Linked DNA regions of Mus musculus: regions 1, 2, 4, 5, 6 and 7 are each linked to region 3. The links are chromatin loops, found by intact Hi-C in ENCODE. Cell type or tissue: left cerebral cortex. All regions are shown on one strand. Region 1 has its middle 87 kb from the start of Cdk1. Region 2 overlaps Ank3 (ankyrin 3, epithelial). Region 3 overlaps Ank3 (ankyrin 3, epithelial). Region 4 overlaps Ank3 (ankyrin 3, epithelial). Region 5 overlaps Ank3 (ankyrin 3, epithelial). Region 6 overlaps Ank3 (ankyrin 3, epithelial). Region 7 overlaps Ank3 (ankyrin 3, epithelial).

The links. Peaks named below come from ENCODE experiments on the same cell type or tissue, not always from the same donor. Only the 100,000 strongest peaks of a DNase experiment are listed, where the experiment ranks them.
Region 1: a loop joins it to region 3, with 3 times the contacts of the local background. A loop is called at or near these places in 9 of 42 quality-filtered maps.
Region 2: it touches region 3 in a loop (2.1-fold over the local background); 5 of 42 quality-filtered maps call a loop at or near these places.
Region 4: a loop joins it to region 3, with 10 times the contacts of the local background. A loop is called at or near these places in 33 of 42 quality-filtered maps.
Region 5: a loop joins it to region 3, with 5 times the contacts of the local background. A loop is called at or near these places in 25 of 42 quality-filtered maps.
Region 6: a loop joins it to region 3, with 2.2 times the contacts of the local background. A loop is called at or near these places in 9 of 42 quality-filtered maps.
Region 7: a loop joins it to region 3, with 2.3 times the contacts of the local background. A loop is called at or near these places in 7 of 42 quality-filtered maps.

The regions. Positions count from the first base shown.
Region 1 is chr10:69,437,762-69,441,761 of GRCm38, reverse strand. No RefSeq gene overlaps it. Among named protein-coding and RNA genes, the nearest start is that of Cdk1, 87 kb to the right of the region's middle. In left cerebral cortex, no CTCF peak of the experiment used is centred here; a DNase peak (open chromatin) is centred at 2,075.
Region 2 is chr10:69,887,861-69,891,860 of GRCm38, reverse strand. The region is part of intron 16 of Ank3 (ankyrin 3, epithelial); the gene reads right to left. Among named protein-coding and RNA genes, the nearest start is that of Gm33416, 23 kb to the right of the region's middle. In left cerebral cortex, CTCF peaks have their summits at 1,875 (motif pointing right) and 3,233; DNase peaks (open chromatin) are centred at 1,883 and 3,146; H3K27ac peaks cover 839 bases.
Region 3 is chr10:69,962,517-69,966,516 of GRCm38, reverse strand. All of the region lies in intron 29 of Ank3 (ankyrin 3, epithelial), which reads right to left. Among named protein-coding and RNA genes, the nearest start is that of Gm33361, 43 kb to the right of the region's middle. In left cerebral cortex, a CTCF peak has its summit at 1,680 (motif pointing right); DNase peaks (open chromatin) are centred at 1,683 and 3,349; H3K27ac peaks cover 1,166 bases.
Region 4 is chr10:69,868,653-69,872,652 of GRCm38, reverse strand. Ank3 (ankyrin 3, epithelial) reads right to left here. Exons shown (of 43, transcript NM_146005.3): 10 at 1,454-1,651. Among named protein-coding and RNA genes, the nearest start is that of Gm33416, 4.3 kb to the right of the region's middle. In left cerebral cortex, a CTCF peak has its summit at 2,130; DNase peaks (open chromatin) are centred at 230 and 2,112.
Region 5 is chr10:69,654,556-69,658,555 of GRCm38, reverse strand. All of the region lies in intron 1 of Ank3 (ankyrin 3, epithelial), which reads right to left. Among named protein-coding and RNA genes, the nearest start is that of Gm33464, 94 kb to the right of the region's middle. In left cerebral cortex, CTCF peaks have their summits at 2,043 (motif pointing left) and 3,516 (motif pointing right); DNase peaks (open chromatin) are centred at 2,044, 3,137, 3,517, 3,866 and 2 more places.
Region 6 is chr10:69,908,955-69,912,954 of GRCm38, reverse strand. All of the region lies in intron 23 of Ank3 (ankyrin 3, epithelial), which reads right to left. Gm33361 (a long non-coding RNA gene) reads left to right here. Exons shown (of 2, transcript XR_380548.4): 1 at 1-3,732. Among named protein-coding and RNA genes, the nearest start is that of Gm33361, 11 kb to the left of the region's middle. In left cerebral cortex, no CTCF peak of the experiment used is centred here; DNase peaks (open chromatin) are centred at 1,332 and 2,439; H3K27ac peaks cover 737 bases.
Region 7 is chr10:69,901,112-69,905,111 of GRCm38, reverse strand. It overlaps Ank3 (ankyrin 3, epithelial), which reads right to left. Exons shown (of 43, transcript NM_146005.3): 22 at 842-914; 23 at 602-664. Among named protein-coding and RNA genes, the nearest start is that of Gm33361, 18 kb to the left of the region's middle. In left cerebral cortex, a CTCF peak has its summit at 1,852; no DNase peak of the experiment used is centred here.

The sequences.
Region 1 (4,000 bases), 520 kb after region 3:
TGCCATGTGTCCTGTCATGATAATAGACTGCACCTCTGAACCTGTAAGCCAGCCCCAATTAAAATGTTGTCCTTATAAGAATTGCCTTGGTCATGGTATCTGTTCACAGCAGTAAAACCCTAACTAAGACAATTATAAAAACAAAAAGAGGCAAAACAAAATCCAGAAAGGAACAGGTATAGGTGCAGATGTAGAGAAATTAGGATCCATATGCATGATTAGTGAGAATATGAAATAGTGCAGCTACTACAAACACCAGTATAAAGCCAGTGGAGATGACTTATGCCTTAAATCCCAGAGCTTGGGAGGCAGAGGAGGGGGATCGCTGAGGGTTTGGGTTTAAAGCCAGCTTGTTTTATATAGTGAATTCTAGACCATCCTGTCTCTAAGAGGAGAGAGGAGGTGAGAGAGGAGGGGAGAAGAGACAGGGGATAGAAGAGGGGAGAGAGGGAAGGGAAAAGAAAGGAAGGGAGAAGAGAGGGGAGAAAGGAAGAGAGAGGGGAGGGGAAGACAGGGGGAGAGAATTGAGGTTCCTCAGAATGTTAAACCTACCTTTACCACATGAGTCAGCAACCACATCTGGATACAAGCCCGAAGCAACTGGAAGCAAGATCTCAATGATAAATCTATCAGCCCAAAATTGTAGGATTCACAATAACCAGAAAGGAGAAGCAGCCAAAGATCCCACCAGTGACTGATGGATCCTGTAACTCCAGCTGCAGGGGTGGGGGTGGGGTGGGGATCAGAACCCTCTTCTGGACTCTGCCTGTGTGTTGCATGTGCAGATAGACACACCACACATACCACACATGCATACATACACACACATCACACATCACACACCACACACCACACATGTACACACATACACACAGTACAAGTACTTTTAAACTTTCATAAAAACCAAACCTTACAATCCCTAAAGTAGTCTAAGGTGGATGAGCCTCTAGAAATGACTGTGGTGGATATCTTACACATTACACCCTTGACATTGGTCTGTGTGATGTATAGCCTGCCTTAAGCTGTCTACACCATCCCCTCCCTCTTCCCTTCTCTCTAGTGTGTAGAGAGGGAGGGACCCAGTGAGTGGGCTCAGCCCCTGTAGGTGAGTTCTAACCCACTCAGTCCCCAGCCAAGTTCTATCCTCCAGAGTCAGAGAGGTCTCCTCTGTGTTAATAGTTCTGGCGTCAGCAGCACTTCTAAATCCTTAGCTTGAAACAGAATCACGGAAGGACTTCTAAATCAGGAACTTCAGTACTGGGAGACAGCTCAGTTAGTACAGCGCTTGGCCTGCAACCATGAGGACCCAGGTTCAGATCCCCAAAGCCCACGTTACAAAGCTGAGTGTAGTGATATACACCGGTACTTCCAACAATGCTCAGATGGGACGATCGGGGAAAGACAGACAGACAGACAGACAGACAGACAGACAGACAGACAGATCCCTGGAAGCTTGATGGGCTGCTCATCTGACCTGTGTGACCATGTTTCAGATCCGTGAGAGACTCAGTCTCAGAAGGTAGAAGACCCCTGAAGACACACTGGAGACTGACCTCCACACATGCACCACGCATGCCCGTGGACGCATATACAAGAAGTGAGTATTCTTCTCTCCCTCCTCCTCTCTCCCATCTCCCCCATCCCCTCTGTTTTTCTCTCTCTGTGTCCCTCCCTTCCCTGCTGGGAGCCACAGGAATGGGGTACATCTAGGCCAAAGTGAAATACAAGTGCATTTCCAGAATATTCCAAGTGTGCCAGTGATGTCTCTGATGTTGGCCTGGAGACAACACTTCGAAGTAGCCTAAATGAAGGAACTGGTACCAGCTTTCTGCTTCGAGCTATTCTAAATAAGCCTGCTTTGCTTTCAGAAAAGAAGGGAGAGGAGGAGCCTTGAGGAAAAGCTCCTCTCGCTTTCTTTCACAGCAGGATGGACCGTCTAAAGCATCTAGAAATAACTCATCCGATTAAGGGTCTGACTTAAGCCTGCTCTGCCCTCTCTCCCAATTACTCATGAGAAAATTAAGATTCAGGGAAGAGAAGGCACCCGTGAGATGTAAGAACTGCTTGGGACAGAACTATTCATAGGATTGGAACCACGACTGTGCCACACTGATTATAGCGCTCAAAGGACACAGCAAACCAGAGGCCACCAACTCACAGATATAAATAAGAACCAGCTTGACAACAGGAGAATGGGCTGGACCGTTTGAGCCTCCTTGACATCAGTGGGTGGGAGCGTCTCATCCCCAGGTGCCAGGCATTTCTTAACCACGGGGATATTACTCATTCCTGTTTAACAGAAGAAATGTCAGAAGAACGCTGGGCACTTTCGTCTTTCACAGGAATTCTTTGAAATAAGTCCTAGACTGAGGACAGGTCTCAGCTGGTAGGATGCTTTCTAAGCGAGCGCCGAAGTCTGAAGTATTCATCGGCTTCTCAAGAGGAACAGAACTGACAGAAGAATATATGTGTTAAAAGAGAATATACTAAATTGGCTTCCATGATAGTCAGAGTAGAACGGAGTAGACTATTTCACAGTGGAGAGATCAGGAATGCAGTAATCCACAAGCTTTGCCCACAGAGGCAAGGTGCCTTCAACAGTCCCAATCTGCCATCGAAAGCCCGGAGGACCCCTTGAGAGTTCCTCAATCCAGAGTGGAGGCCGGTTCTGATATCACTGAAGGGGTGAGCTGCATCACTGACAGGATGGGTGAACCGGCTCACACGAGTGAAGAATAAATAATCATAAAGCAAAATACTTGCCTTGTTCTGTGCCCTTTTATCTGCGATGTTATCAGCAGGTGTTGCCCACACTGGAGATGGGTCTTTCCACATTCCTAATCGCTGCAACCCTTCTATACAGGTCCTCACGCTGTGGTGACCCCCAGCCATAAAATTATTTCGTTGCTACTTCATAACTGTAATTTTGCTACTGTTATGAATCATAATGTAAATATCTATGTTTTCCGAAGGTCTTGGGTGACCCCTGTGAAAGGGGCGTTTTACCCCTCAAAGGGATCACGACGACCAAGTTGAGAAATGCTGTATCAATGAAAGCAGTCAAGACAATCCCCCACAGGCCAACACGATGTAGATGATGTCTCTGAGGCTCTCTATCCAGGGTGTGTCAAGTTGATATTTAAATTATGGATCACACCTGGGTCCGATTCCCAGCGTAGTATAAGCCAGGTGTGATGGCTTGTTGCGTGTGACCCTGACCAAGAGCCTTGGGGATGGGGGTAAGAAGGCCCAGAGTCCACAACACAGACTCTAGGAGTCAGGCAAGTGGCAAAAGCAGACGCATTTATTGCTGGAACTCAGCAAACCATTATACCCCTCCCCCCAAGCATCTCATTGGCTCTCAAGTAGCCAGATGTGGTACTGACTCTTTCTCATTGGCTCGCTCCATTGCCTGGTCAAGCATCAGCAGTCTTTTAGCAATGCTGGCAGGTTCTAGGTTGGCTAGAACAGGAGGCTGCGCCTGCTAGGCTAAGTCCCTCCTACAATGGCTGATTCTCATTGTCCTCACTTGGGAGCAGGATCGGTTCAAGGCCTGGTTACTTGGTGAATTCAAGACCAGCAACGAGGCGGTCTCACAAATAAAATTGAAAAGTCTCAAACAGGTGCTCAGCAGCCATGCTGACTCTTAAAACCAAGAAAAGCCCTTTTCCAAGATCAACTTTAAAGACCCTCAAAAGCAAGAGCCCGTGTCTGCAGGCTTTGTCTAGTTTTGTGAAAGAAGCTACATGGGCAAAGCTCTGCTGTTTCTACACATGTGCCAAACAAGTCTCTCTCCTTTCAAGTATTTATTGAGGGTTTGTGAGAGATGGTACTGGGCAAGGCGCTCCTCTAGAAAACTTCCTCACCACCACTGCTGGCACAGAAGGTCTATGTTCAATTAGGGGACAGATTTTTCCTTGTGTTCCACAAGCTGATCTTCAAATGTATTCCAGCAGGCAGACGCCTAAGCCCCAGCTATAAGTCCCTTTGTAGGGGTGGG
Region 2 (4,000 bases), 75 kb after region 3:
TTTGTCCCCCAAGAGGCTCTTACAGCTGAGATGGAGGGAGGGGGCTGTGGAGGGAGGGGGTTATGGAGAGAATGAGCTTTTGAGAAGACGAGTTTAGCTCCCTGCCACTCTTTGTCCTTCCACTGTCTGCCATGGGATGACACACAAGACCCTTTCAGGATGTGAACTCCTCGATCGTGGCCTTCCCAGCCTCCAGAACAGTGAGAAGTCTCCTGTTCCTTATCAATATGGTGTCAGAGCAGCCCACAAAGAATGAAGACACCGTGTACTGCCTGCAAGCTGCAATCTTTAATCTTCATGGGAATTGTTTTTTTTTTTTTTTCCTCATTGATTCCTGATGGTCTGTCTGACCCTCTGTAGTCGATAGCCAGACCCATCGCCCTGCAGATATTGAGAGAGATTATTGTTTTGGGTTTCCCTGACTTGCCTCACTCATTCCACCAAGAACACTTTCCCATAGCCTGCCTACGAAGATAGCACAAGGCAGTCAAAAGCTCAACTCAAGGGCCATGCCCTCAGGGAACTCGGCTGCTTCTTTTTGCCTCTCACTTTCCAACACCCAGCCACCACTTTGTCTTTGACCCCTTTAACCCCAGTACTGGACATTTAGTGACATTCTTTCCTTTACATAGTTGTCTCTTCTTGCCACAGTTTGAAGCTATCTAGGGCACAGGCTATCTCCTCATAGCGTGTTTCAAAGTGACAGGCACGCATCGATTAAAGGAAGAAAGGAGACTCTGCAGTCAGAATTAGATGCTCCAATGCTCTCGGAATATTCAGCCACCCTTCCCTCAGATGGTCCTGATATTCTGCTATAGACAGAGACTCCTGTTAATGAGTTGGACCTCGGAAGACTTGAGTGTCTGACCTGAGAAAGTGCTTCTGGGACTTTATCATCTACAAGAAAGTCAAGATTGCACTGTGATACGGACACGAACTTGACCATAGCGAGTGGAAGTGAAGAGTGGAAATGTCACCTCTAGACTCCTCCGACTCGCCAAGTCAGGGCAGAAGGAGGTTTTATAATCCTATTTTTAGTCTTGACCTATTGCCATGTAGAAACACCAGCTTACCCTGAGAAACGTTTGGCCCTCTGACCAAATGCTCCGACACACCCTTCAGGGACTTAGGCCTCTGTAGTTCAGAGGAGCACTGGACTTGGCCCAAGGCTACAGTGTAAGACATGAGGGCAAGAGACAGTTCACTACCTACCAATCCCTCCATAAAAGAGAAAGTTCACAAAGCAGCATAAAAAGAGGAAGCAGGATTAGTCAACATGCCTAACTCTAACAGTGTGGGTGGTAAAGATGAGAGAAGTCCTTACCAGGAATCGTCTTTGTTTTTTACATTTATAAAGGACTATTCAGCTGAGCCCAGGTGTGGCGTTGCACGTGTGTAAGTGCAGCATTTGGAAAGACAAGGCCTGCCTGGGCTACATGGTGAGACCCGTCTCAAAAACAAAAGGCATCAATGAAAGAGAGAGAAGAGAAGGAAACAAAAAAAAAAGAAAAAAAAAAAGAAAAAGACCATGTGTTAGTCACTTCCCGTCCCCAACCAGGAAAGGGTTTGCTATCCTCTCAGACGTGACAATCTGCTGTCTTCTAACGTATCCCACAAATTCTAGGCCCTAAGGAACCATTTAAAATGCTCTAGCATCTCTACAATGTGTGTCATGCCAGACAAGATACACATTATTCTTTATGGTTCTCAACTATCCCAAGACTAAGACCCTGTGATACTGTTACTCATGTTGTGACACCCCCCCCCCCCAAAAACCATAAAATTATTTTCACTGCTACTTCGTGGCTGTAATTTTGCTACTGTTAGGAATCATAATATAAATATCTCACGTGTAGGATATCTGATGTGCGACCACCAGGGGTCGCTATCCACAGATTGAGACTCACAGCTTTTAAAGCTTATCCTGGTTCCATCGGAGGGACAAATTATAGTCTAAGGTAAGAGAACCAAGATTATTTCAGAGACTCCGAGGAAATCCTTTCAATAAGAGGCAAGGAATTTATCTGGAGCTTCCTAAACTCTGTTTTCAGGAAAGCAAAAGTGTGCTTGGTTCCTATCTCTCCTCAAGGAAGATGTACTAATTTGATAAACCAACCAGGGAGAGCCAATTATAGAATAATCCTTTAAAGTGTTTTTATCTTCTCAAAAAATATTTTAATTATGTGTATGTGTGAGCGCAGGTGCCCACAAAGACCAGAAGCTGTTCTTAAATCTGTTGGATCTTGAGTTATGAGGGCTTTGAGCTTCCTGGTGTGGTTGCTGGGACCCAAACTCTGGCCTCTGTAAGAGCAGTATACTTTGAACCACTGAGGCATCTCTGCAGCCCAATCAAAGCATGATCTTACATCTTTACTGCCTCACACTCTAAAACAAAGTATTTGTTTTTATTTTATGTGTATCAGTGTCTCCCTGCATGTATGGGTACCATGTATGTGCCTTGTGTGCCCAGAGGGCAGAAAAGAGCATTGATCCCTGAAACTGGAGTTGTAGATGGTTGTTAGCTATTATGTGGGTCCTGGGAATTGAGCCCAGGTCCTCTGCAAGAGTACAAGATACTCCTGACTGCTACACCATCTCTCAAATCTCACTTCCCGAGATTCTTGCTGAAGACGATATCTGTCACGTGAACCTATGCGAGTCACACTACAAACAATTATCAAAAGCAATAGATGGTATTTAAAACCCTACTGATAGTCCCCCACCATGCCCCCACCCCACAGATACGTAAAGTAAGAAGTATGACCAGTTACTACAGGCTCAAGTGTTGCTTTCTAATTAGCCTCTCAATTCTGCCAGCAACCAAGCCAGGCTTCTTTCTAGCATAGCTTCCTGTCTCTGGAGGCAGATTAGGTAAAAAATAGATCTTAGCATCCCATTATCCCTTAGCATATGTACTTTTTAGCATCCCAGTCACCTAAAGTCGCGCATCATGTTTCTAGGAAGTGTATAAGGTACCAGCGATTTTGAAAAGGGGGTGAAGAAGAAGGGTGTGCATAGAGGGAGCAGCTGGGGTGTTAATGGCACCCTATGAAACTCTGTCTACTGGCATTCAGAATCTGAACTTGCACTTGCGGGGGTGAAAATGGTAGATGATGTATGTATTCCTTTTATTGAAAGAAAACCGTGCCCAACTGAAAACTACATTTCCCAGCATCTCTTGCGTCAAAAGTAGCCAATGAGAAAGATCAGAAGTGGGTGGGGCTTCTGGGGAAGATCTGCAGTCCTGTGACCTTCCTGTTACTTTAAAAGAGGCAGAAGTGAGCTTTGTGTTTACTCCCTTAGTGCTGGAAAGAATTCAGCTGTTGAAAGCACTGTGTGGAGGATTGTTCCCCTAGCAGATAAGCCAGTCTGTCACTGAGATAACTGGTCTTTGATAACAAGTCTCTGGCTTGCAGTGCTTCAGGGACATCGGGACATAAACACTGGCCCAAGCAATGTGCCGCGATACCGAAGATCAATGTCCCATTAGAAAAGTTGATGCTTAATTGACTGTGGCCCCAGGTCAATGGAACATAACAGAGTTATTATTTACTGGTCCTGCTCTCTGACTACTGAGCAGTGAGTTTGTAAATTTGGAAACATTCATTCTAAACTTTGATAGATGCAAAGCTGGATATTGACTACTTATTTTATCATTTTATTTTTATTTTTATTTTATTTTACTGAAGTAGGGTCTTGGGTCCCTTATGCTCCAGGAAGGGGATGGAGGATAAGGAAGAGTCCTGGGTAAGTGACTAGCCAAAGTTCTTCTATACATGTATAGAAACTTCACAGTTGTTGAAAACACAGGCCTGTACTTTTAGGACAGAGTCCATAAAGCTTCCTGCTGTCCCTAAAAGGTAAGAAAAAGGCAGGTCTTTCTTTGTTCTTAGGACTGGAGAGTTACTGGGGAAACTGACCTGAAGAAGCCACTCTAGCCTCCCCTCACCATCCTTCTCATGCCCCCCCCTCACCCGCCCCAGCTTCTTCCTTCCCTCTA
Region 3 (4,000 bases):
TACTGCAGATATGAAGAGTCCAACAGATGAGTCAGATGACCAGAGAATGACTAATAAGTCTGACAATCCCAACATCTTTTGGGGGAGGGGAGAATGGATTTATATGCATTGAGATATACATTTTAAATGGTCCTTTTTTTTTTTTTTTTTTTTTTTTTAGAAAAGAGAAGTAGAGGGGCTGGAGAGATGGCTCAGTGGTTAAGAGCAGTGACTGCTCTTCCAGAGGACCTGAGTGCAATTCCCAGCAACCACATGGTAGCTCACAACCATCTGTAATGGGATCGTATGCCCTGTTCTGGTGTGTGCCTGAGGACATAGCACTCATAGAAGTAGGAATATAGAACAAGAATCGTTGCTTAGAGATCCGCTGTTGCACAGAGAAGATGTCCAGAAGATAATCCATACCATAAATGTGCTGTGTGGATCACACTCACAGTCATGGAATCCCCAGTACAGTCGATTCCAACCATCCTAACGCTGCGGGCCCTTTAATACAGTCCCACATGTTGAACTGACCCCTCAACCATAAAATGATTTTTGTTACTTTATAAATATAAATATAAATACATATATATATATATATATATATATATACACATACACACATATATGCATGTAAATTTATTTTGTTGCTTTGTAATTTTGCGACTGTTACGAATTGTAATGTAAATATCTTTGAAGAAAAAGGTTTGCCAAAGGGGTCGCGACTCACAGGTTGAGAACTACCGCCCTGGTATTTGCACAGTTTAAGACACAAGCACTGTCTGTGAACAGCTTATACTCTCAGTTCCACACTGGATACTCTGACTTCACTGTCCTATACTGGGCGGGGCCTGAAAGTCTGCTTCTCTTACTTAGACTGTGTCTGTCTGGTGCCTTTGCTCTCAAGAGCTGCTTGGGACCTGGTTGGTGTGAGTGTGACGTCTAAGGAGAGAAACACAGAGGCCTCAATGTCCCATGAATGATGAGCTCCATGCTCAGGTTTAATTTCTGCTCAGCCTACGTAACCATTTCTGAAAACACAGTTTTCAGGAAAATTACTCTGTCATGCCTCTCTTCAGACCTTTAAATGGTTAGCCCTACATTTATGGAGAAAAACAATCAGTACAATCCTATCTCGAGACGGGCTCATGGAAAGTGTCTTCAAGTTACACCACCCTCACGAGGTGCCTGGCAGAAGCATGACACCCAGGGGCTGCAGCTCAGACCTGCTGTGCTGGGCACACTGGTGCACCACACCCAAACGTAGCTAATGCTGATTCCCAAGCCTGGGCTAACGCACTGTCTGACCCCAGGAACAACATAGCTGAGGTCGTTCCTTGGGGTCCCAAATTTATGGTCATAATGTCAAGTTGCTGGCAAATCTATGCACACAGATCATATGGAGGTGGGAAGTATCAGTGCTGGTTTACTTTGGCCCAATTTCCATTTCCCAAGTATCAGATTTCAGAGCCTATTTGGGGAATATTTTCCTTTCCTTTTGCTATGCCTCAGTCTTCATTCGGTTGATTTAAAATGCCAGTTTACTGAAACAGATTGAAAATAGGTAACTATTTTGTTGTAATTCGTTTGGGGGATTTTAGAAGTAAATTGTTATGTATTCTTTCGGCACTTTAAATGCAATCTTGAGAAACGTTTTCTATTTGGAAAAAAATTGCAGAACCATCACTACCAGATGACTCCAGAAGATGGCGCTGTAGGCCACATGTCTACAATGTAAGGCTCCATTTTTCACTGCTCAACTATGACGGGGCACTTTTAAAATTACCATTTATCTTAAGCTTGATAAAGGTAAGTATTGAAAAGAAGTGCCAGTTTGGAACTTAGAAATTTAATTCTAATATTCTGTTGACAGAAATATATTTAGAAGCAGGTAGTCATTTTCTATTTAGTGTTACATTTGTAACCACATTTTAATTTGTATCAGACTCAATACAACTACTTGCAACAACTGGCTACTTGAGGGGATCCTCGTTGAGCCATTGCTAAACTGCTTTGATTTGTAAGTTAGGGACCCGGGAGGAGGAAGGGGACTTGGAACCTGTGGTCCCAGATCTGACAAAACTACAAATAGCTATTAGGAATGGACTTTGGAGGCACTGAGTTTATTAAGGTTTTCGTTACACAGTGTGGGATGCTTGCTGGTGGGATACGTGCCTGTTAATGTTGTTTGCACATCTGCAGCACCTTTTCTTGTGCAAAGACCTAGATACGATAGATCTCTGTCTGCTGCCAGAGATAAAAACTGAGCTGCCACCTGAAACTTGAGTTGGTAAGGACAGGTTCTGAACACCCAGACAGGTCTAGCAGTTTACCTCATCACAGAGGAGCTCATACGCCTGCTTAATTGGCACAACCGCCGATACTCTGGCTCGATTAACAATAAACAATAGGAATAGGGACAGGGGAAAGCAACTTGGTGCAAGCAGAGCCACCTGAGTTGTGCTCCCCAATGCCCACTTAGGAAGCCTGGCATAGCCTGGCATTGCCTATGCGATCTCAGTACAAGGTGTCAGGAGGTGAGGTGTGAGAGAGAGAGAGAGAGAGAGAGAGAGAGAGAGAGAGAGAGAGAGAGAGAGAGAGAGAGGGAGGCAGGAGGAGAGCTGGGGCTTGCTGGTCAGGCAGCCTAGGCAAAAATGAAGAGTTCTGGCTTCAGTGAGACCCTGTGTCAAGGCAATAAGGTGTAGCATGATAGAGCAGGACACCTAATGGCTAAGGTGTAGCACGGTAGAGCAGGACACCTAATGGCTAAGGTGTAGCATGATAGAGCAGGACACCTAATGGCTAAGGTGTAGCACGGTAGAGCAGGACACCTAATGGCTTTGTCTGAGATGCACACACACATGGTCACACACAAGGACACATGGACACACACAAAGATACACTGAAATACACAGACAGACAGACACACACACACAAAGACACATGGACACACATGCACACAAACACAGAAATAAGGGTTTACTTTGGCTTACAGTTTAAGGGCAGAGTTTACCATGACAGGAAATTCATAGTAACAAGGGTTTAAAGCAGCTACATGCAACCAGGAAGTAGAGAACAGTGAATATTTATGCTCTGCTAGCTTTCTCCTTTGAAATAACCTAAGATGAAAACCCAGGGAATAGCGCTCCTCACTTTGAGGGCACCTCAGTTAACCTAATAGGGGGAGGTTCTCTCACAGGCAAGCCCAAAGTAATACCTCCCAGGTGTGCCTGGGTGCTTGCTTCTGGGTGACTCTCGATCCTGTCAGGACCACAATGAACAGAAGCAGCCACCACAGCGAGCTCGCTTCATTTGAGAGCACACAAAGGAAAATAAATGCCTACAGCGCAAGAAGGCAAGTGGGTGCGGCGGAGCCCAGGGTGTGCAGAGGGACATCTGTTTGCTGTTTCTTGACTGGGTAGTGAGTGGAAAGTTCTTGGCTTGTGTGTGCATTTGGAAAACGGTGCTCCCTTGAAAAGATAGAGCTCATTCAGGTAGAGAGCTTGACCTGCAAATGATAGCCATGAACAAATTGGGGGTGGGGGGTGAGGAATGCCCCCGTTGTCTTTAGGCCGGTATCAGACTCCAGGACTCTATGCACAGCTTAGGCAGCACCTGCGACTGAACATGGAGGAAGTGAGCGGTGCTCTGCAGCAGGCGTTTCTGTAAGGACTCTACATCCCCTGGCTCATCCCCTGCCCATTAGCTACCTGCAAGGCAGCCTCACAAGGTGCGGTTAGATGAATATTAAAGAGACTGCTTACAGCCACACAGGACAGTCACTGGCTGGGCACAGACCATGATGCCAACGTCAATATCACACTGTGTAAACTATCCCCCTCCTGGGACCTGTGGTTCCTTGAAGTTATTCTAGCAGTTAATGTTGTGGGCATGTGTTGAAACAATAAAGGGCATCCGACCTTTATCACTGCTTTGTTTTGTTTTGTTGGCATGTGTTGTGTGTGTGAGTATGTACTTGCCTGTGTGCGCATGTAGAGACCTGAAGTTGAGGTCAGGC
Region 4 (4,000 bases), 94 kb after region 3:
ACACAAAGATACAGCAGGTGCCCCTGGGCAGGTCCCAGGAATGCTTTTCTTATCTTTTCTTTCTTTCCTTTTTGGCTATAATCCATCCCAGGGTAACTGACTACAATGTCCCTCTGTTGGGAAAACTTGAGTCATAGGAAAATGAAAGTTAAGCCACGTCCTGCTTTAGAGCCTTACTTTTTTTTTTTTTCTCCTATGGAAAAAGAGTGACTCATGGCCATTCAGAGGTCCCCTCCCTTCTCAGAAGGCAGAGGCTTCTGACACACTGGGCAGGCCAGCAGCTCCTAAAATACTTTTTTTGGTAGACGCTGTTGGGTTTCCAAAGACCAAGGCGCTGCCGGCTGTGTACTGAGTGCCAAGCTCCCTCCTCTCCACTGAATTTCAGGCCCCCCTGAGGCAGAGGCACAGAGGTTCTGAAGGCAAGGTCACAAGGCAGCGTTTGAGGGAAGCAGAAGCCTGCCAGGAAGGGTTGGCTGGAGTCAACCTATACCTCAAAATCACTAGTCAATCAACGTCTTCCCCGGGACTGGGCATTTTCGTTCTTTCTCTGAGTGCCTGGGCTTACTCTGAATGAAATGTCAACACTTTACTAGGGATTATTTATTTCAACCGTACTAAGGGTTATTTACTTTAACAATAGCAAGCATTGTCTTATTAAAAAACAAAACAACAACAAAGGTTAATATCATTTAAGCTCACAAATTCTTGGACAAATAGTATTATTATTTTTTAAGACAGGGTCTCACTATGTAGCTCTGGCTAGCCTGGGACTAGCCAGACCTGGCTGGCCTCAAACTCAGAGCTCTCCTGCTCTTGACATTATGCCCAGCTGTCTGTTTATATGCATGTATGTATAATGTATATATGTATGTATATGTGTGTATACATACATACACACACACATATACACATGCATGTATAAATGTATAATATATATGTACATACATACATATCATTCATACATATGTACATTATCATTATTTTTATCTGAAAGAAAGTCTCCTTCTGTAGATCAGGCTGATTTTGAACTCATAGTAATCCTCCTGACTCAGCCTTACAAGGGCTGGCAGTCATGTCTAGTTTGCTTCAAGATTCTATACGTCAGAAAGAAAACAACAAAACCCCTCTAACTGGAGGAATCATAACATTACCGCAGTGAGGTGAATGAAGCTGTTCAGGTCGGTCTTTTTTATAACCGTTTAATGTCAGGCTCTCTCTCAGGTAAGAGGAACCTGAGTGGGGCCCTGAAGAACCAGCCGTTTTGCACTGTCAGCTTTATTCCCACCAGCACAGGAGGCTTTGTCTACTCCCAAGGACATTTGGAAAGATTAACAAAGTACAGTGATTTAATGGGCATTCCGTCTTTGTCTCTGGAAGAGCAATCCCTCCACACGCGATGCATCATGTGCCGCTGGCAAGACCCTCGCTTGGGTTGGATGGCAGGACTACTCACCAGGGCTTTGGCATTGGGGCTAGCTTTCTTATCCAAAAGAACCTTGGCAACTTTGTAATGGCCGCAGTGGGCAGCCACATGGAGGGCAGTCAGGTAGTCGTTGGTGACGTCGTCCACGGGCACGTTGTGCTGGAGGAGGAGTTGGACGCAGTTTAAATGGTCTCCTTGTGTGGCCATGTGCAGTGGCGACAATCCATTCTGGAACACGGAAGGGGAAGAGGACTCATTGTTTTTGTTTTTTTGTTTTTTTTGTTTTTTTTTTTCTTTTTAGCTCAAATGAGGCAAATAACAGAACAAACAGGAACATGTTAAAAACTCTGATGCTTCATTTGGAAATACCTTACGATTTTAAAAGGCACTGACAATCCTTTTGAACGGCTCCTGCTTTAAAAAGAAAACTTTTCTTTCTTGTGTTAAAGAAAAAAAAATAGTCCAGGGTAGTTTCTTTCCCCAGTTTAAAACTTATATGGTTTGTACCAGGGGCCAGAAGTTACTATATTCCCAGTAGGATTTATCATTTAAAAATGCAAGAAAAAAAATAGTGAAAGCCAACTCCTAATCACTGGACTCTTGCTGTTTTTTTGCCCTTGCAGAACATTACCGAGCTTCAGAAACAAGACTACCCTGTGGCAGGGAAACCTTCATCCATTTCTAGAAGTCTGGCGCCCCCATGCGTCAGCAAGTAAAAGGAAGCCACTGACCCAGTGAAGAGTCCGCAGCTTAAATCATCCTGGCTTAATAATAGTCACGGGCAGCATGAAGATTGAAGATTTATTTCAAGATCTCAGAGAAGAAATGAATATAGGAGCCCTCAGGGTCCATCTCCAGCACTGAAGGGAAAATTGTGAAGAATGGCAGTCACCCCTCAGTGGTTGGATACGTGAATCAAGGCCAAGCAGGCTAACGTGAGTCCTTTCGAGCTTCTGTTACGTATGGAAGCAAAGTGGGAGAGCCCAGAGAGTCTCAGCAGGCTCATTTACCACAAGGGAGGTCTAAATTACCAATAGTATAATTTAGCACATTAAATAAGCCAAATAAGCCGTTTCCTCTATGATAACAACAAATTCTGTTTTCAAAAAATGTTGGGACGTGTGCCCAGGGGATCCAGGAACACCTGACTTTTCCAAGACCAGCTATCCCCCCTACATTTATTGTGGCATGAGAGGAAACATTCATAGACAAAGCAATGTGAAATCACTCAGCCATCTCACTACCACAAATGGCTACATATTTCAGATACCCATATTCCTTAAAGGCAAGAGATTTATGATAGTATTTTCCTATACTGCCTAGCGGAGTTATGCAGATAGAAAAGGGGATATAAGCGTAATAAATATTGAGATGAATTTAAACACTTGGGCAGCCATTGGGGAGTTGGAATGTTCCTGCCTCAAGCATTCTCCTCTATTATCCTGAACCAAAGGAGACACTAAAGGTGTCGCCAAGGGCTGGGGCATTTCCCATCTGACACTGCCCCACACAGATCCTCCCTCACTTCCACCAAATCCTCCTTTGCTTTATGTTTTCCTGTAGTCTTAGAGGAAGTGCAAAGTAAACAAATCTCAGAGAACACAGGACTTCTCGGAGCCTGCCAGTGGGAAACATTGTCAAAAACAAAAAGAGGCTCCATCCTAATGAGACTTAACAATCAATTTGATATACCTAGAGTTGCCCAAGCACGAATTCTCAACTGTAGGACTGTCCAAATCATCTTAGCCTGCGGGCATGTCTACAGGTGATTGTATTGATTGGCAACTGACATAGGAAGGCCCAGCCCTCTGTGGGTGGCACCATTCCCTAGGCAAGTGGGCCTGAGTGGTATGAGGAAGCTAGGTACACATAGGCCTGAGATAGCAAGCAAGCGGATGACCTAGAAGTGTAAGCCAAATAAACCTTTTCCTCTCCAAATGGCTTTTGGTCAGAATATTCTATCACAGCAGGAAAGTGGAAACTAGAACACTCACGAATGATGTATAGAATAATGATGTATGGCTGGAAAACTAACTCAGTGTCACAGGGAATGACAGAGAGACGAAGACAAAAAATTCAAGTGGCCCAACGGAAAGGGCTCATATTGGATATGGTGACTGAAGGATGGCTTCCGGAGTGATAGGCTTTCTTAGCTCAGCAATATAAAAAAGGCTTAAGGGATCAGACAGATTGCCTTAAAGCTAGGCTTACAACAATCTGTGACTTCTCTCTCAGTACAGATTATCTAGTGTCTTCATAAGTGCTGTGTACTAATCTAAGAACTTGGGCTGAACAAGAAAACGTTCTGACGTTCATTCTATCAACGAAAGCCAGGTAGCAAGCATGTACCAACAGCAGCAGAGAGGTTCTCTCTAAATGGTGTAAGGAGCACCGATGGGGAATGAACCCTGCCCAGATGACGCTGACTTAAAGACATGGTGAGCACAGGTAAGACAGACAATCAGAAAGGTCTGTTTGGTGGGTGGGCCAGGGATGTGGTGGAATTTGCAAAATGTGTGCCACACAATCTTCAGGACCTGAGTTTGATCCCCACATAAAAAGCCAGGCGCGGCAGCA
Region 5 (4,000 bases), 310 kb after region 3:
CCCTCACCCAGGCTCAACAACTCTTGTGAGAATCTAAATACACTGCAGTAATTTTCACTTCTGCAGGAAGAAATCCAGTTAATTATAACACCAGCACACAGGCTTTTCCAGTCTGTACTGAGCGCCCCAGGAGCCTTCCACCGTTATGCAGAACACTCTCAACGGTCAGAGAGTCTTGGCAAGCCTGCTAGCTCTGAAGGTTTATGCAAAAATAAAGAAATAATATCGTCGGTCAGCTCAGGCAAGAGGGAGAGGCCAGGAATGGAAGGGAATGGTCTAGTTGACATTCACCTTCTTGTCCTTGAAGATGGGTGGAGTCTCAGAAGAGTTAGTACAAGAACCCAGGGGACAAGGGATGGTGTGGGAAGAAGGTTCTTGAAAAGGCTGTGAGGGGGCATCAGTGAATCAGGGGCTCCGGGATGTGGTGGTGGTGGTGGTGGTGGGGGACCAGGAATACACACACCTGGCAGACTCCCTGGGGGAATACCTTCCCTCAATCTGTGGGACCCCGATGTTGAGATCTCATAGGGGAAAAAATATACATAGTTTCATCCCCTATTTCAATAAACACAGTATGCAGGGAGCCTAGATAGTTGGAATCTGAGTTACAGGCAGTGTCAATAGAAATCTAGCAAAAAAAATTTTTTTTAAAGTATGGGTGTGGGTGTGTGCATGTATATATGTGCATTTGGATCTATATTTGTATGAGAATAAGAGGCTGTGATGGTTTGTATATGCTTGGCCCAGATAGTGGCCCTCTTAGGAGGTGTGGCCTTGTAGGAGTGGGTGTGGCCTTGTTAGAGTAGGTGTGTCACTGTGGGTGTGGGCTTCAGATCCTCACCCTAGCTGCCTGGAAGTCAGTTCTCCTAGCAGCCTTCAGATGAAGATGTAGAACTCTCAGTTCCTCCGGCATCGTGCCTGCCTAGATGCTGCCATGCTCCCACCTTGTTGATAATGGACTAAACCACTAAATCTGTAAGCCAGCCCAATTAAATGTTTATAAGACGTGCCTTGGTCATGGTGTCTGTTCACAGCAGCAAAACCCTAAGACAGGTATTAAAGTGGAGTTTTTGATCCCGTTAGACAGGCTGGACAGCGAGCTTCTGAGAACTGCCTGCCTGTGTGTCCCCAGCTCTGGGGTTGCAGGCTCCAAACAGTTTAAAGTAGTGGCGAGTCCCCGGAGTTGGTGGAGCACATGAAGGAACCAACAGACCAGTGCCAGAGAGGTTGATTCAGGCCGAAGGGCAGCCCAGAAATGGGAGGGGTAGAGACAGAAGTAGGAAGGAGTTCAAAAAATACGCCATTGCCAGTGGTCGTATCCGGTGAGCAGTGAATGATGGGAAACTCTGCTTCCCTCCACTTTGTCATCAGACACATTATCCACTGTGCCACAGGCCAGCCATCCCTGCTATCTTCACAGAGCCCCCCTTTTGCCTCATTCAGGCATTCTTTTCGGTATTACCATTTCTAACCATCAACCAAAAAAATCACTCCACTTCCAGTACCAGACATAAGGAAGACAGTTGAAAGCTTGGGAGAGCCGGGAACTCCTAGGAGGGTTGTTCTCCAGCACGCCTGAGTTCTTTTACTGATGTGCAACGCGTGGGTTCCGCAACACACAGCAGTACTCTGAATTCATACAGAATAAATGGAGCTTCTCCCTCTGGCTCTCTGTTAAAAGGTAGAATTGTGCAATGTGGCCCGAATTCCTGTATCTGGCATTCCCTCCCCCTCTCTTCTCTCTTCTCTCTTCCCTCTCTCCCTCTCCCTCTCTTTCTCCCTCTCCCTCCCTCCCTTTCTCTCTCTCCTCTCTCTTCCCATGCCTCTCTGCCTCCTCCCCTTCTTCCTCCCCCCCCCCCCCCAGCAATTCCCTGGACAGAACTCCTATTAAAGGATGTTCAGTTCTTAACAGAATGCTGAAAATAGTGGGAACTGACGTATATAAACAGCCCATAAGTGTCAGTACCCATTTGTAAGTGCAGCAAGAAATCTAAATTCCTGTCCAGTCCAGTCTCCCTGCTGTCTGTAACACTGCCCCCTAGTGTTTGCAAAAGTGCATGGCCAATGACTTGCTAGCTCTGAACTGTATTTGGTAAGCTTCAAAACTCTAAGCATGTATGACGATATGCCCACTTTTGCTTTCTCTATCATGTGAGATTTACTCTCTTTTCCTGTCCTTTGTGGCCACTGGTTTATTCTCATTCGGAAAAAAATCTTCAGAGATGTGTCTAAAACCGTATTAATTAGAAAGTTTCAACTTGCAATGACTTTCTAGAGCTGAGTTTGCCATTTTAAGCAATAAACACATTTTAATAGAAAAATGTCCCAGATAGTTGCCATTGACATTGTATGTACTTTAAAAGAAAAGAAAAGAAGAGAAGAGAAGAGAAGAGAAGAGAAGAGAAGAGAAGAGAAGAGAAAAGAAAAGAAAAGAAAAGAAAAGAAAAGAAAAGAAAAGAAAAAGGAACCTAAAACAACCGCAGGAGGGGCTGGGAAGATGGCTCTATCAGTGAAGTGCTTCTTATAAAAGCTTGGGTCCCCAGAACCCAGGTAAAGGGGGCTACCACATGATTTAAGCACCTAGCCAGCCCCAGAGAAGCAGAGAGGGTAAATCCCTGGAGCAGAGTTTGCCTGTCAGTAGAGGCAGTCATCTGTGAGCCCTAGGTCAGTATGAAACCACACCCCAGAAATCAAGATGGAAGATTCCCATAGAATACAGCACTAAAGGTTGGTTTCTAGCATGCCCATGCAAGCACACACATCAGCACAAGATGAATGAAAACACACACATGCGTGCACACAGTTCAAAACAAAGCCTTTACAAGCTTCCCTAGTTTGGATGTGCACAGTCCGTATGAGTAGGCTTGGACCCTGGGGTAACAGTAGCTGGGGCTACTTCAGACCTTTAGGACACAGAGCACAAGGGGGGGGGGGTATCTCAGGTACTCAGGAATGTGTCCTGGCAATGGATTGTGGCAATTACTCTCTTTTGACTCTTGGGATGAGGGGAGTGGATCTGCTTTGCAATAAACCCCAATACGAGGTGCCACCCCATCCAGGCTTCAAATGCCAGAACAGTGACTGCAGGCTGGACTCTGGAGAGCTGTGAAGCTGACGTCACCTCCTCCTACTGATTGAGTGTCTCAGGTACACCACAGCGATAACTGGAGAACACAATGGCACTTTCTCTGTTGGACCTAGGCTTTTTATCATAAATTAAGGAGAGTATTCACATCTGTTTGTTTTGTTCCAAGACTCTGTGTCAAAGAATCATAACAAAAATATGCACCCTTGCTACATGCAAAAAATCCAAATGCCTTTAAACCAACCACAAACTTGTGCGTCACACTTCCAACAGAAAAAGGAGAAGCAGCTTGGCCAAGAACTGCTTGGAAATACACAGAGGCACAAAGTCGGTATCCCAGTGCCTACCCTTAGATTGCGCTTCCTCTGGAGTGAACGGTTTTCCTCTGTGTTTGGAATTTTAATGCAATTTCTTTTTGTTGCTAATTTACCATTGGCCACTAGGGGGAGCGGTTGTTCCTTTGATTCTTCGAGCATGCTATGAAAAGTAGTCTTGGATTTTCTTTATGAGGCTTAGTGTAACATAATTTTGAAAAGTAAACAACTAAAGGTCGTGGGCATCCACGGAGCCCTTGAAAGTCCTAATTTCGTGTTGTTTCCGTCAATCAAATAGCTGCTCTGCAGAAATCCCACATTGCTCATTTTTATGGCCATAAATTAGATTTCTGAAGCTTTGGAGGTGTGTACAAACATGTACATAAGCATACACGGTTTTGTATTTTATCTGTTTTAAAAATGAGTGTCTGCCATCATCATAACCATGTAACTGTAAAAGGAAGACACCTGGCCATGTTCCAGAGCTGGCTTTATCCTGTGACAAGCTTTGATTCTGCGGCAGGTCGGAAGATCCAGCTTATTAATACTTTGAGTCATAAGAAAAAGATGCATCTGAAACGCTTACATTTAAGAAAAGTCA
Region 6 (4,000 bases), 54 kb after region 3:
GTGTATCTGGCTGCCTTTCTATAACCTACAACTCCACCTCTGGACCTATAGATCTATTCTCTCCTGAGGCAAACACCTATGCATATCAAGAGGGTATCTGTAAACAGAAGGCTTCCTTGCAATAGCTTCAAGCTGGAAAGAACCCACATTGCCATCTACAGGAGGGCAGAGACCTTAGTTGGGTTATTGTAAGTTCTTGGTGGGGTGTTACACAAACATGAAAATGAACACGTTACAATTACCCAACAACAGGAGTGAAAGCCCAGGAGGGTCAAGCTGGGAGGCAGAAGAAATGTAGAGTTGTAAGGACCTCTTTAGAAGCTGGGTGCACAGCTGAGCATTGGGGGTTGGTCTGGTGCTGCTATGTAGTCAAAATGCTAAATTCTGTACCCCAAGATCTGGTTGCTCCCAAATTCTTACATATACATTGCCTTTATTGTATAAACCTTGCTCCCCAATTTAAAGCTATTGGTTAAATAAAAGTGGCTACAACCAACGGCTGGGGAGGACAGAGGTAGGTGGGTCTTTGGTTACTGGGCTTGGGGAGTCACAGGTAGGGACCTTGAAGAGAAAGAGGGTAGGAAGAGAGAGAAGGAGGAGAAAGGAGGAAAAGGGGGAGGAAGGAGGAAAAAGGGGAGGAGGAGGAGGAGAAGAAGAAAGAAGATGGAGAAAACGTGAGGTCTCCATTAGATGTAGTGGACCAAGAGCAGGTGCCCAAGTGATGGAGCAGAAATAACAAAGGTGAGACTCCAACAGCAAGTATTTGGGGACCACAACTAAGGAAGTAGCCAGTTTAGTGTTAGAAAATAGATTAGGGGGGCTGGAGAGACAGCTCAGTGTAAGAGCACTGACCGATCTTCCAGAGGTCCTGAGTTCAATTCCCAGCAACCACATGACGGCTCACAAGCACTTGTCCGATGCCCTCTTCTGGTGTGTCTGAAGACAGTGACAGTGTACTCATATACATTAAAATGAAGAAAGAATATAGATTGGAGATAATTCCCTCAATAATTGTGCTAAAGCTGAATAAGTAAATCTTAGCCTCAGTCTCATTCAATCTAGCTTCCAAATAAATAGAAATACGTATGTTAATTTACAGCTAAGTCTACGGGGTTAGAACAAATGACAGCTACACAAAAGGCACCCGCTGGATCCTGCCACAGGGAAGCTCCTGAGCTGGTGACAATGGAGAGGAGAAGGCAGACTTGAGAGGTTCTATGGATGCAGAAACAGAGCAGATAAGAGTTCCTGGCTGGCTGGACATGAACGTGAGACAAGGGAGACTCTGGAGCTTCTGCGTGGGGGTTAGGCTACGTGGGAGGTGAAGAAGCTTGCAGGAGATGATGTTCTGGAAGGAAACACTTAGGGTGTGATGGATTGATTATCTGTGAGGGTCTACGTGGAAAGGCACAGTGTGGAAGAGCAGTTAGCCGTGGCTCAGAGGTCAAGGGTACTGGCTGCTGTAGTACAGGGTCTAGCTTTGGTCCCCAGCACCGATGATAGGCAGCTCTTAACTACCTGTAATTCCTCCTCCAGGGGAATCAAAGTTCTCTTCTGGCCACTGTAGGCACACGCTAACACACGTATACACATAAAGCAAAGCCAAATCTTTAAAAGAATGGAGAAGGACCATTGAGCTCCCATGTGCATGTGAGCATCGCTCTGTCCTTCTGACCTTCTGAAGTAAAGGACCAGATGCTTCAAGCCCCTGATGGTTTGGCTCGGTGGACTGAAACCTGGAACTTCCAGCTCAAGCAAACCCTCTCACCTTTAAGTTACTTTTGCAAGAGTTTTTGTTTTGTTTTATTTATTTATTTATTTATTTATTTATTTATTTATTTATTTATTTTTTTATCACGGCAACTGAAATGACGCTGAGACAGGGTCTTCCCTTCTAGGTTTTCAAAGTTATCATTTTGAGCTTACCTCCAGGACACACGAGCAGCTAATGAATGTCCATTTGAAAGGTAAGCAGAGAAACCCCAGTGGGGGGGAAAATGAAGAGAGACACTGCCCACGAGGTATTCCCCAAAATGCTAAAATTTGGGTAGGAGCAGTTCCCACTGGTCCTATCAACAGTAACACCATGCCCCGCCCTCCTCCTGCCTCCTGGTCCTATCAACAGTAACACCATGCCCCGCCCTCCTCCTGCCTCCTGGTCCTATCAACAGTAACACCATGCCCCGCCCTCCTCCTGCCTCCTGGTCCTATCAACAGTAACACCATGCCCCGCCCTCCTCCTGCCTCCTGGTCCTATCAACAGTAACACCATGCCCCGCCCTCCTCCTGCCTCCTGGTCCTATCAACAGTAACACCATGCCCCGCCCTCCTCCTGCCTCCTGGTCCTATCAACAGTAACACCATGCCCCGCCCTCCTCCTGCCTCCCCAGAGGTTAGCTAATCTTTCTGGCTCCCTCCCAGGCTCAGAAAGCCACTCACATAATGGCTCTGTATCTTCTTATGATTACCAGAGAGATTGGGCAAGCAGGACCGTTCCTGGTAGGCCGAGCCAGCTTCACACTTCCCAGACCGGTCCTTCAGACTCCCCTTCATTTTGGATTATGCCAAAGCAAATTATATTTACTCTCTCCTGAGTGAGAGTGCTCTAGGAGGATTACAAAAAGTCCTTTCTCTGAGGGCCAGAGACATGGTTCAGTGGGTGAAGATGTTTGCTGACAGCCACCCCCCTCCCCATACTACAAATTTTAGAAAATTCTTTGCCCGAGTTCTTAAAATCTACCCAAAACTCTATCTGTACTTAACTGCCTTTGACCATGTGCCCTGGCCTGCTTCATCTTCATACTAAGATAGTGGGAAAGAGGCTTATTTCTATTGTCATGTCAGTAAATTCTTTAAAAATATTATTAGCCACAGGGGTGTCTGTGTGTGTGGTATGTGTATGTGTCTGCGTCTGCGCTGTTTGTCAATGTGTGGGATGTATGTGTGGGTGGTATGTGGGTGGAGTATGTGGTGTGTGTGTGTGTGTGTGTGTGTGTGTGTGTGTGTGTGTGTGTGTGTGTAGGGCAACAGGATTCTTCCTTGTACGTTGATCACCTTATTCACTGTTGTAAGGTGGTCCAGCTGTCCAGTTGACTTGGGGGATCTCCTGTCTCTTCTCTCTAAGCACTGGGATTACAGTTAGGCCCTCACACTTACTTGTGAGCTCTGGAGATCTGAACTAGCCAAACTCTCAGGCACACGGGGGCAAGCAATTTAATTGCTAAACCATCTCCCTAGCCCATAATATCACTACTTTGTGAAGAACACGATTTGTTCTTTCTCTTAAATACACACTTGGTTTGGCATGTATTTGTGTGTGTGTGTGTGTGTGTGTGTGTAGGGGGGCTCACATGTGTGTGTAGCTCTGAGGGTGATATTAGAAGTCTTCCTGAGTTGCTCTCCACCTGATTCTCTGAGGCAAGTACTCACCAGAAATCAGAGGTCTTTGGCATGTCTAGTACAGCTAATCTGCTTGTCTAGGGGGTGCCATATATCTGACTCCATGGTCAGGTCTAGGATTTCAGGGAGATGCCTTGCCCACTCTGCATTTATGGGATTCTAGGGATCCAACCTCCAGGTCATCACATTGAATGGCCAGCTCTTTCTCTGTGAACCTGTTCACCATACACTTTTAAAAACCAACGAACAGTGTGAACAACCCAGACTTTAATTCGTTGAACATCGAATGTTCCTGGATCAAGAATGCGCTGAATGATGTCCTCACTGTCCAAGGTACCATTTCCTAAATTTTATTGCTCTATTGTATCTTTCTATTGCTGTTTTTCTGAGACAATGTCTCTCCAGATAGCTCTGACTATCCTGGATATCTAGGTAAACCAGGCTGGCCTTGAACTTGACCTCACAGAGATCCACCTACCTCCCAAGTGCTGGAATAGCTTTCTTGTATCTTCCCCTATCCCTTCCTGATAACTATTTCTACCACACACACACTTAGCTTTTCTTTTTCTTTTAGTATTTGCTGTCTGCATTCAAGCCTGGC
Region 7 (4,000 bases), 61 kb after region 3:
ATGCCATGGTCAAGAATATCATCCTTTTGAATAAAGCAGAAAACGTCAGCTTTATTGAGTACATGAAATGCAGCCCTACTGCATATCAATCTCTTTTTCAAGCCACTGTTGAAAATACAGCTTGGGATGCTTTGATTCAGGGTGAGTTCTCATGCTTGGTCCCAACATCAAAAGCTGACTTTACTGCAGAGCATGCTGTGGACCAGGCACTCACCCTACAACTTATAGGGATGCCTTTTACAGGAAGGAAAAAAAAGAAACAAACAAAACATCTCTAAACAGTAAGCTTCCCCTTTTTAGATTCAGATATAAACAATAAAACTTCAGTTTTCTGCTTGACAGAGACCACAGAGAGAGAGTGACCATCATAGTTAGTGACATTATTTTCTGCTTAACGGTGAGAAGTGGGCTTAAGAAATCAGGTCTGAAAGAGGATAAGATAGGACCCGGGGCCAGCCTTTAAATGACTCCCCCCTCCCCAAATTAATTCTCGAAATGACATGAGAGGTTAGTAACTGGAGTAAGTGTTACTTTTCAGAGATAAGAAATGAGAGCTGGAGCCGGGAGATTAAGTCTCATCACACGAGAGAGCTGTAAATACCTTCTTCACCGTCTGAGATATATTCCCCATCACTGAGCTTTTCGGGGGCGCTGGCTTTCCTTACTGCATGATTTAAGTGATAATAAGAGTGTATGAAAATACTCATCTCCCATGACACAACTACCAACATCTAAACATTCCACCCCTCGCCCAAAACACGTTTGTGACAGACTTTCTTCAGGAAGCAACAGAGACAGGGTCACTCATCACCATGGCAACCCCTCGAGGACACTGCCATACCTTCATCGTCTGACATATCGAGGACTTCATTCATCGTTTCTGGGACATTCATTTTGTGCTTCTCCGTGATGGTCTGAGAACAACAACAACAACAACAATGCAGTTGCTTCAGTGTGAAAGGACTTTTTTAAGGAGACTAGTTATTTCTTTCCAATTTGACTGATTTATATCCTATGGGATGAGGAACTTAGAAGGCTGTATACACAACATGCATCTCTCTCTCTCTCTCTCTCTTCTAAAGATTTTATTTATTTATTTATTTATTCATTTATTGTATATGAGCACACTGTCTTCAGATACCCCAGAAGAGGGCATTGGATCCCATTACAGATGGTTGTGAGTCACCATGTGGTTGCTGGGAATTGAACTCAGGAATTCTGGAAGGGCAGTCAGTGCTCTTAACCACTGAGCCATCTCTCTAGCCCAACATGCATCTCTCTTAAGCAGCACAGGGCGGGGGGGGGGGGGGGGGGGGAGGGTGAATCCTCAGAAACTCAGAAGTGCCCTTCAGATTAGTTCAAGGTGAGAGAGTCCAGGGGCAAAGCTAACAAGGCTTTTCAGAGGATGAGGGGAAAGCAGTGCTCTGCATATCCATGCCAGAAGAACCAAATATCCCATCCCATCAGGGTCACTCGAGAAGGGAGGCATTTGTCATTATCCCTGGCGCCAAGCCCCTCACTTCCTTTCTTTTCTCCACTATGTGTCCACTCCACTGATGGGATACAGCAAAAACACTGAAGAGATAGACGTTGTGCATATTTTATAATTATATTCATCCAGACATTTTAGAGGCCACATGTTTGGAGAATCATCTTAGCTCCCAAAAATCTTCCTCAAGCACAGCGTGCTACTGGGCAGTGCCTGTCTGACTCTAGTTTGCTACTTGGTGACTTTGTAACGTTATAATCTATGTCTATTCAGAAGAAAGCATCTGTATCATTTAAGTTAAAAAAAAAAAGCTGAAAGTGGGGGCTGGAGAGATGTCTCAGTGGTTAAGAGAATTTGCTTCTCCGGTTAGGCCCTCAGCACCCAAATGGTGGCTCACAGCACTGCAGTTCCAGGAGATCAGAAGCCCACTTCTGGCTGGTGCACAGATATGCATTCAAGCAAAGCACCTACACACACATACGCTCAACTGTTATGTGGAAATAAAACATTTTTTGTGCCTCTCTTAGTATATAATACTGAAATTGATCACATCTTTAAAATAAACTTTCAGTTAGTTTTATAGACTCTAAAATTGTACAGAAAAATCCCCATATGCCCCCTACTAAGTCTCTCAGCATAATAACTTGTTAATAAAGAACATGTGTCATTGCACACCGATATCAACACATCATTATCAAACTTTGGGTCATACTGGCATTTCTGTGACTTTGGTCCTGCCGCGCCTACATTCTGTGTAGTAGAAATGGCTCTCGGGGCTGTCCTGGGCTGTTAGAACTCTCCATCTTTCTCTGGCATGGAGGACCTTGAGGGTCCTGAGCCATGCCAGTCGTTTAAAGAGACGTCTGCCTTGTCTTTTCTATTGCGATCACCCTGGGGAAGGCAGGCTGTGGAGGCGAAGCTCCCTTCCTCGTTCACCGTCCATCATTATAACAAATGCGGTTGTTTACCTTCTGGCTGAGGCCATAGCCACCAGTTTTCTCCTCTGAAACCTTGCCCTCTCTGTTCTCCTTTGCTTGGGTACTGCTCTCATGCATTTGTGTTTTGGAGGGAGGCCACCGTGCCAGCTCATATTAGGGCTGTGGGGAATTAGGCTCAATGCTTCCTTGAGAGTGAAGCATTTTCTGAAGGAATCTGGAATCCTTCGCCAGGGGAGCAGTCGCACCACCTCCCATCTCAGGATTGAGCACAGGCCCTGAGGCAGGGGCCTGACGATGAGCCACACGCCCTGTATACTTTCTGTGATTCTTTTCCCTCAGTAGCCTGCACGGTCTTTCCCGCACATTCAGCTGTTTGCTTACACCAGCATGGGCTTCGAAATATTTGCTTCATACTTTGAACTATGTGTTAATACTTTTTGATTTAGTTCTGGTCAAAGTGTTCCAGCCTTGGACTTCTTGAACTTTTTCTATTGATTTGTGTGTGACCTCCCTACCCTCCACCCCTGACCTCCTTCCTTGTATTCATATATGTCATTTAACTTTGGTAGTGATGGCAGTGCCTGTTCTTTGCTGTGGCGGTGAGTTTTCATCAACTGGGGATGGTGCCACTCCTGGGCAGGTGGCCCCTGGTTGTACAAAAATACTTGTAACTGAGCAAGTCACTGGGAGAGAGCCAGTAAGCGGTTTTCCTCCATGGCCTGTGCTTCAGTTCCAGCTTTCAGGTTCCTGTTGTGACTTCTTATCCTGGTTTTTCTCAGTGAGGGAGCATACCCTGTCCACAATATAGGAATAACCTATAAGCTGAGATGGCTGCTCCAAAAGTTGCTTCTGGTCTGTGTTTTATCACAGCCGCAGACAGCCAACTGAAACACTTACTTTGGAGCAACAGAAGACATTCCAGATCCACCTTGACATTCCTACTCTAATCACATATCCAGCTGTTTCTTGCAGGAGTCCTGGCTCCTTTATGCTGAGCAAGGTGCTAGCAACTGACACCTGGATGCTCGGCGTGCCCTGATGGTGACTTCCAGAGACACTGAGTATTTTAAGCAGCATAATCAAGAGACGTGCAACCTCAAGGCCATTAAAGGAGGAACCCTCTCTTCTGAAGCTTTGCTTCTGGCTGCTTAGTTCCTCATGCTGCTGTGACAACAGAGGCCCTTAGGAACTTTCTTTCTCAGGATTGCTACATTATACACTGTCCCCGTGTAGGAGAATCTGTTTATAGAAACAATGGCTTCAGAGGCTTCAGTAACTTTCTGGACCAAGAGGGTGGGGGCTGAGCTATGCCACTTACGATTATAGACACCAAAGCAAATCACATCCTCCCATCTATGAAAATTCATATTCCTTATACATTATAGATGCTTATATATCATAAGCGCGAGAGCAGGTCTGAGAAGGTGGTGTCTGAGTTTGCAATAAAGTCTCAAGTACCAGGAGGTTGGATTCATTCCTGCTTTGCTGGTCAGTTTGTATGGAGACCATATTGGCTTCTCGGGACAGTCTGGACCTTGCTTTTAGCAAGCATTATCTTCTGCCAACCAAGCTT